Linked DNA regions of Homo sapiens: region 2 is linked to region 1. A link is a contact called in ENCODE Hi-C or POLR2A ChIA-PET data. All regions are on one chromosome and are shown on one strand. Each heading gives the region's core, a stretch centred on a gene start or an enhancer-like site at or near the end of the contact. The rest is flanking DNA. Distances are from core to core; before and after follow the strand shown.

Region 1 (4,214 bases), core at 401-2,900:
ACTCTCCCTTGATCAAATAATTCTGTCATTTCGTCTGTCTACTTTCAGATTCATGGACATTACACTTAAGACATGACTAACGAAAAGCCTCTCTTCAGATAATGATAAGTTAGGATTGTTTGTGCCAATAGCCCAAGGCAAGGAATTTCTCATATTACTTGTTTGTTCTCCCTTTCAACACTTCGTATTTCTGGGTTTTCTTCACTGTTTTTTCTTTCCACCCTTCCATGCTAGTCTCCTGCTCAATCTCTTACCTTTTATCGAAAAAAAAATTACTCAACATTTTATTTTTTCACAGCTATTTGGTCTAATTGGCAAAGGATTCTGTGGAATAGCAGAATTCTAACTTTGCAGCCGGGCGCGGTGGCTCACGCCGGTAACCCCAGCACTTTGGGAGGCTGAGGCGGGCGGATCATGATGTCAAGAGATCGAGACCATCCTGGCCAACATGGTGAAACCCCGTCTCTACTAAAAATACAAAAAAATTAGCTGGGCATGGTGGCACGCCCTGTAGTGCCAGCTACTCGGGAGGCTGAGGCAGGAGAATCACTTGAACCTGGGAGGTGGAGGTTGCAGTGAGCCGAGATTGCGCCCCTGCACTCCAGCCTGGGGAGAGAGTGAGACTCTGACTCAAAAAAATAAAATAAAAATAAAAATAAAAATTCTAACTTTGCTGGTTTCCTAACCCCCAAATTCAGATGAATTTGAATTCTGAAATACAGTAACAGGAATTATCAGCCTGTCTGATTCTAAATTTTGTTGGATCTTCCTCCCAGGACCGTGGACAGCCCAGCCAGCTGTAAAGGCCTCTAAAAAGATCTGGAACAGATCCCCAAGAGGTATCTCACCAAATGAGTCCATTCCACTACAATGGCCAGAATCTTCAGTTTTACACCCTTGCTCATGCCCACCGCTCACCCGGAGTCCAGACCCAAGCACCATGCTGCGTAGTTCCTAATACGGCAAAACTATCCAGCATTTTTGGTGAAATTGGCTGGAATGCTTCACTTAGTCCGTTTTTCACTGTTAGCAGGAGAACCACCCTAGTATCTTTCATAGAACAGATCCGAATGACAAACACCATCGTGCCCTCGGAGGGCTGAGCTTGTGTTACTGGGTCTGGTCCTACAAACCCTGAAAATCCTGAATCTCTCAAGCAAAGAGATTCCCCAGGGCCAGCTCTGGCCCTTAACAGGCACCCCTTAACGCCAAGCTGCGAATCTGGCTAGGACCTCTATATTTTAGCCAAGAACACCTTGAAATGTACAGTCCTACCAAAGGAACTAATACAAATCCAGAAGCACAAGGCTAAAGAAAAAAAAAAAAAAAACCCCAATGCCCATTGTTGAAAGCCAATTGCGGGGTGAGTGGGGTGATAAGGCTAGCCCACAGCGGATTTAGGCGACGTGGGGAGATGCCAAAGTGAATACACGGTGACTTCTAAATCTAGACGTCTGGAAGGGGCCATGAGAGCCAGACAACTGGGCCCGAACCCCGCCCGGGAGCCAGGGTTTGCAAGGGGCTAAACCGGCTGGGGAGCCTCCCTCTCGCGGGTCCAGCCTCGGCGGCCCGGGACGCCGGTAGGCGGGGCCTGAGCCTCGCCCCGCCCCCGCTGCCCGCCATTCGGGTCACCTGACCCACCCGCGGCTCACGTGATCCGTCCCCAGCGCCGCCATTTTGGAGCTCCGGATGAGGAGGGGGAAACCGGGGGAAAAGAGGGAAAAGAGCCGGGAGAGAGGTGGGCAAGGACGAGGGCGAGGGCACGGCCGGGTCCTGGCTGGCCAAACGAGGCTCGCGGAAGCAGCAGCCGCCGCCTGACCGCAGGTACCGCGCCCCGGGGCCGCCCCTCCGCCCGCTGTTAGCGCCGCCGCCGGCCATGTGCATCCTCCCCTCAGGCCTCTGCCGGCGCTCGCTTCCTCCTCAGCCGGCCGACCCCCGCCCGGTGCTAGCCACAAGCCCCAAGTTCCGTGTCCCGGTTCTGTCTTCTGTGCAGCAAGGCCTGCGGAGACTCTGGGCTTGCCCTGCAGCTGGGGGTGGGGGGAACTTGCTGCTCCCTGCATACTGTCACCAGCCCGGCCCGCCCGCAGGCGTTGCTTCCTTCTCCAGGCGTTGCTTCTTTCTGCAAATGTGAGATCGCTTAGGCCAGCCGGGATGGACCCAGCCACGATGTTCTCACAGCATCTTTTGATTAATTTTCTAAGCTCCCTCATTCCCGACCCATCACCTCAGTCCTTTAGCCAGTGCGTGGTGTAGAAAAAGCTACTACAGAAACGCAGCCCTGGTCTTCTGCATTTATTACCATCCTCTGGAGATAGAATGATGTCTCCAGAGATCACGGAGACCATCAGGGAAAGTTCCCACCTCTTAAGACCTGGGGGCATCGGAATGAATGGTTTGTGTAGAAGGCCGGGATGATTAATAAGGTGGCGGCCACTTTCCCAACCCCAAGGCGGTATTTTTAAGTTTCTGCAGTGGGCTGTAATTTGCTATCAGTCTGCATCGCTCTTCTCAGGCAATTACTGGATTTATCACCTCTTTGAGTTTGCACTTTCTCCAGTACTCCCCTCTCACTCAGAGTATGGGTTGCATTATTGATTAAAAGAAAGCCTGGCCCTTCATTCCTTTACCTCACTAACTCGTTGAAAATTAACTTCAGGGGAGCCCTAAAGATGTTTTTTCTGCCCTGGCAGTGAGCTATTTTACTTAACCGTAATCGATAAGGTAGTTGCATTCTAGGTGAAACGAATAAGCATTTTTTTATCTTTTAGATTTATTCCAGCCAGTATAAGAAACAGTGGCAAAGAAATGTAGGACCAGAGTAGGAAACTGCGTTAGAAGATATATAGGTCACACCACTGTGTCATATCTTTTTATGCTGTTTTTCTGCCTATTGTGCTTGGTTGCAGAATCACTCGTTAGATTGTATTTTTAGTTTAGATTAAAATAGCAATGTGCAATTTATTGTTCCATTCTCATTAGAAAATGTTGTCAGTAAAACCAATAGTGTTGAGTCCAGTACCTAAATTCTGAGGTAAAACAAAATACACAATTATTGGGAGAAGTTTCCAGAGCTATTTTTTCCTAACTTCTGCAAAATCCTCAAGTCGGCTTGTTAGATAAATTATTTAAATTTGCATTACGTAATAGGGTTGCATGAACATTCCTCTGAATTTCTTTTTACATGGAATATTGAGAAATTTTTCACTGCCAAAAAAAAAATCATTACTTTGTTTCACCAAGAAAGAGAAATGTTTTGATACTATATACTTTCGTTCTTGGCCACAGCTGGATTTTGAAGATTGATCCAAGGGACTGTATTAATTTCAGGAATTGATTTGAAAGACACTGGCTCTGCCACTTAACAGCCATGTAACCTTGGGTAAGTCACTTAAACCACACTGAGTGTTTCCTTATTTATAAGACTGTATAACACCCACCTAGCCTGTCCTAAAGAGTTATGAGGATCAGATACCACTAACATGTTTGATAGAGCCTAGCTGTAAGGAGCTGTTACTCTTTTCAGTATTGATATTTTGTACATTTTTATTCTCATTGAGAATTAAGATGAAAATTGGTGTATTAGAGAAAGCATGGTTTTAGAGTGAGATTGGCCTGGATTCCTGTTCTTAAACCAGTTACCACTTTGTGTCTGTGAGTCTCAGGTTTCTCATCTGCAAAAAAAAAAAAAATACACAAAATTTGAATATTACACAAAATCTACAGAGGCATTACTCCCTAGACTTGCACCTCATGGGCAAGGATTTCCTCAGTCATTTTTGTAGTCCCCAGCATTCTGGTTGGCACATTATAGGTGCTCAATAAATGACAGTAAATCTGAATATTGGTTAATGTTAGTTAGACCTTATGTCTTCATTGCAGCTGCCAAATTAGAATATTCTCTCAGGCTATGTGCCAACTAAGAAACTCTAGACTATGAAACTCCATATACTTGTGATATTTATACTCATTTTTTTCTTAGTGGTAATTAATAATTACCTTGGGCTCAGAAGATTTTAAATCAAATAAATTGTAGCCAATATAGTGAGGTAAATCTATAAATAATGTGTAAGCAGTTTCCAGGTAACTTTATAGACAGTTTATAATTCAGGGACCTGAAAGTTCATCTAGCTTCACCCTCTTGTTTTACATCTGAGCAATCTAAAACTCACAGAGACAGTGACTTGCCTAAGGTCACACAGCTAATTGAGGGCACT
Region 2 (4,304 bases), core at 1,544-4,043, 1.0 Mb after region 1:
GTGACTGTGTGTTTGTCTTGCTCATTGCTGAATCTCCAACACTTAGCCTACGGCTTAGTACATAGTTGGCACCAAATGCATACTTGTAAACTGAGTAGAAGAAAAACTACCAGCTACCAGCTGAAAAGAAAATAAATACCCGAGTGTCCTGGGCACTGACTAGACTTGCTGGGTGTGTAAGAAGGCCTGCCCAGACACAGATACAAAGAATGCTGGAACAGCTTGGCAGGGCGGTTTGCAAACCAAAGGATAACTGAATATACCTATGCAAGTTCTTTTTTTTCCCCTTACACATTTTTCTTTTTTCTTTTCTTTCCTTTTTTATTTTTATTTTTTTATTTTTGAGATGGAGTCTTGCTGTCACCCAGGCTGGAGTGCAGTGGCGTGATCTCAGCTCACTGCCAACATTTGCCTCCCGAGTTCAAGCAATTCTTCTGCCTCAGGCTCCCGAGTGGCTGGGATTACAGGCACCCGCCACCACGCCTGGCTAATTTTTATATTTTTAGTAGAGACAGGGTTCCACCATGTTGGCCAGGGTGGTCTCAAACTCCTGACCTCAGGTGATCCGCCTGCCTCGGCCTCCCAAAGTGCTGGGATTACAGGCGTGAGCCACTGTGTCTGGCCCCCTTACACATTTTTTAAGTGATTAGGAAATATTCAGGGTAAAATTATGATTTTGTGAGCAATAAATCACAATCCTATTTTAATAGTACTAAAATCTTGATCAAAGCAAGTTCAGGCAGGACTTGGTTACTCACACCCTTAATCCCAGCAATCTGGGAGGCCGAGACAGAAAGATCACTTGAGCCCAGGAGTTTGAGACCAGAGTGGACAATATGGTGAGACCTTGTCTCTACAAAACATTTTTAAAAAATTAGCTAGGTGTGGTGGTGCATGCCTGTAATCCCACCTACTTGGGAGGCTGAGGTGGGAGGATGGCTTGAGCCCAGGAAGTCGAGGCTGCAGTGAGCTGTGATCAAGCTGTGGCAGTGCCATTGCACTCCAGCTGGGGCAACACAGCAAGATCGTCTCAAAAAAAAAGAAGAAAAGAAATTTAAGCTGAGAATACTGAGAGCCAACGTGAAGAAACACACTTGTTTCAATGACACTTATTCTCCTAAGTGTGCATCTGTGAGCATTATTACCTGTTTTTTTTTTTTTGGAGACAGGGATCTCATTCTGTGGCTCAGGCTGGAGTGCAGTGGCTCAATCTCAGCTCACTGCAACCTCCGCCTCTCAGGCTCAAGCCATCCTCCCATCTCAGACTCCAGAGTAGCTGGGACCACAGGCACAGCGCCACCACACCCGGCTAATCTTCTGTATTTTTGGTAGAGATGGGGTTTTTCCATGTTGCCCAGGCTGGTCTCTAATTCCCGACCTGAAGTGATCAGCCTGCCTCGGCCTCGCAGAGTGCTGGGATTACAGACCTGAGCCACCGCGCCCAGCCCATTGTTCACCGTTGTGACCCCTTTTAATTTTTATTTATTGCTTTATCATCTTACTGATTCCTCGAAACAATCTTACGGGGCGAGCCGGTTCCATGGGCGCTGAAGAAACATTTCCTCTTTCAAAGCCTCAATTGTTTGAACGATACGCGTTGCTAAAGAGGAAGCAATTAAACCTATCAGGCGAGTTCTGCCCTCCGCCCAGCGAGCTGCTGCTTCCTGGTGTTAAAACGCTTTCGGGGCCAGGCGCGGTGGCTCACGCCTGTAATCCCAGCACTTTGGGAGGCCGAGGCGGGCGGATCACGAGGTCAGAAGATCGAGACCATCCCGGCTAAAACGGTGAAACCCCGTCTCTACTAAAAAAATACAAAAAATTAGCCGGGCGTAGTGGCGGGCGCCTGTAGTCCCAGCTACTTGGGAGGCTGAGGCAGGAGAATGGCGTGAACCCGGGAGGCGGAGCTTGCAGTGAGCCGAGATTGCGCCACTGCACTCCAGCCTGGGCGACAGAGCGAGACTCCGTCTCAAAAAAAAAAAAAAAAAAAACGCTTTCGGGTTCTCCTGGCGAGTTTTAAGTCACACTGGATCGCTGCTTATTTTCAGAGATCACCTCGCACCCATGCACCTGGAAGGCACCCAAAGAGAATCATTTTAAGAAATTCACTTCATCTCACCCTAACAACAAAGCACAGCCTGCAGCACATGGATTTCACCCATGTGACATCAATGCTAATCCTATGTGTGAAACATCTGGGTTCATTCGATTTTTTAAAAATTAGTAACTGAGATGGGGTCTCGCTATGTTGTCCAGGCTGGTTCTCCAACGCCTGGGCTCAAGCCATTCTCCCGCCTCGGCCTCCCTCGGCGCTGAGATTATAGGCGGGAGCCACCGCGTCAGCCTCCACTCTTTTTGCGGCGACAAAGCCCGCCCGCCTGCGGGGCGTTCCGTTCGCAGAAACTCTGTGAGGGACGCCGCGGGGGCTTCCAAGGGACGCGGCGAAACCAAAACAGTCGCCGGTGGTTCACAAAACCACCTCAGAAAATGCTTCCAAAGGCACGTCTGGCCTCCACAAGGTGACGGCTTTTCAGCCTCCGACTCGAACTTGAGTCGTCCACAGCACTAGGCCGCCGCCAGCCCGGGCGAGCTGCCTAGGGACCGCGGACGCCGCAGCAAGCAGCTCCCTGCTCCCGCCACACCCGCCGAGCCAGCCGCGCGGAACCCACTCCCCCACCGTGGGCCCGCCTCCCGCCGCCAGCCTGCCCACGATTGGTCGACTGGGCTGCCCGTCGCGAGAGAAGGCGGTGCCTCCGGCAGGCCGGCGCTCCCATTGGCCGGGATGGCGGCGGCGGCGCGCGCGGCCCCGGCGAGCAGGGGAAGCCGGTGGCCGCGGCTGCGGAACGGGCGGAGGCTGCCGGTTTCGTAACCGTCGCTCCTCCTCGCTGACTCGCGGGCTGTGAGGCCTGGGTCGGCTCGGGCCGCACCGCGCGGGGCCGCTCGGAGTGGAGGCCGCCTGGGGGCAGGCGGGCTAGAGGAGCAGGTAAGGAGGCTGCGGCGGGCGCCCTGAGAACGGGGAGGAGGAGGCCGCGGCGACGCCGGCCGCTCGACTGGGTGCGGGCCCGGCTCGGGGAAACCCAGCCCCGGCCCCAGACGGCCCGCTGGCCCGGGAAGGCCACGCGAGGCTGGAGGCGCGGGCGGCGGCGCCGCGCGGCGTCTGATGCAACCTGCCGGCAACACCCGGCGGGGACGCTGAGCTCATTCCTGGCCGCGGCCCAGCGCTGCGGCGCCGCCCGTCGACCCCCGCGCTGCCCGGGGCGCCCCTCGCGGCGGGCCGGGAGCGCGCGAACGGCCGGGGAATGCCCCCTGCGGAGCCCGGCCCCCTCTCGGTGAAACGGGCGCTGTGACCCGCCAGGCTCGCATTGGCCCCTGGGGATGAAGGGTGTTCCCAGAATAGCAGAAGGTGGACCGAGTCGAGCTTTAGAATCCTGATCTTCTAGAAGGGCTCAGCTTGCGGTGATCGAAAATCTGTTCAGAAGTTCAAAGACTGATCAATAAAATAGGGAAAGCAACTGGTTTTTAAATGCATGACTTTGCAGAGATAATATTTTGCTTCTTTGTGGAGCTGTTGGAATGTCCTGCACTTTACTGTTGAACGTAGTTTAGAAGAACACGCAACACCTACGGGTCGAATAGAGAAGAAATGAAGCACTTCGCAGGCATAGTTGGAGGGAGCGGAGCAGGGCCGACAGCCAGCGGAGGTGACCAGATGCGAAGGATGGAAATGCATGTGTCGCGGGGGGAGGAGAGTGTTTTCCAGGGCAGCTGGTGTGTTGCTTCTCTTCCGCAGGTTTACGTGTTGGGTTTTCCTCTTGTTTGAAGTTTATACTGTAATCTGGCATCCTGAAATGTATAAGATTTAGAAAGGTCTCAATGTTGATGGGTGACACCAAAATTGGTAGTTGTGTCAGAATTGACTGCTTATATGAATAGGTTGTCACTTAAGGCAGACTTCTCCCAAAGAAATGTGACTCCCAGAGAAAATTTTAAAAGAAAATCCTATAAGGGCTTGCTTTACGAAGACATTCTACACCTAGAAGCTCTTGATATTTAAGATGTGGTCATCTGTTAGCCCTTGAGTAGTATTTGGGATAAGCTGTTCATAAGGTCGATTCTGCTTCTGGAAAAAGTTGCTGTAAACAAGGCTAAATAATTACAGGGTACAAGGGAGCTGAAGCATATTTCAGCTTCTTGATTCCTGCTTTTGGTGGGCACACTTGGCTGGTTCAGTTATTTTTAATACCTGCTTTTAAAAAAAGTAGATGGAAACAAAACTTCATTGAGAATATCCTTTAAATTCTCAAGAT

What was found. Hi-C counts contacts between places; a loop is a spot of excess contacts on that map. ChIA-PET counts read pairs that join two places held with the same protein, here RNA polymerase II (POLR2A). Pooled maps may share reads with other maps.
Region 2: a map of CD8-positive, alpha-beta T cell shows a loop between it and region 1 (11-fold over the local background). The contact joins the promoter of CEBPG here to the promoter of ZNF507 in region 1. A Hi-C loop is called at or near these places in 3 of 168 maps with a recorded cell type or tissue (CD8-positive, alpha-beta T cell and naive thymus-derived CD4-positive, alpha-beta T cell), 4 of 37 single-sample maps with no recorded cell type and 15 of 50 pooled maps. POLR2A ChIA-PET finds 5 or more read pairs at or near these places in 1 of 52 experiments (GM12878).

What each region holds. Positions count from the first base shown.
Region 1 is chr19:32,343,960-32,348,173 of GRCh38, forward strand. ZNF507 (zinc finger protein 507) reads left to right here and starts at 1,651. Exons shown (of 7, transcript NM_001136156.2): 1 at 1,651-1,824; 2 at 3,286-3,379. It overlaps LOC124904689 (a long non-coding RNA gene), which reads right to left. Exons shown (of 2, transcript XR_007067225.1): 2 at 3,526-3,671. RefSeq lists silencers at 1,475-1,604, 1,635-1,824.
Region 2 is chr19:33,370,916-33,375,219 of GRCh38, forward strand. It overlaps CEBPG (CCAAT enhancer binding protein gamma), which reads left to right and starts at 2,794. Exons shown (of 2, transcript NM_001806.4): 1 at 2,794-2,980. RefSeq lists a silencer at 2,581-3,390.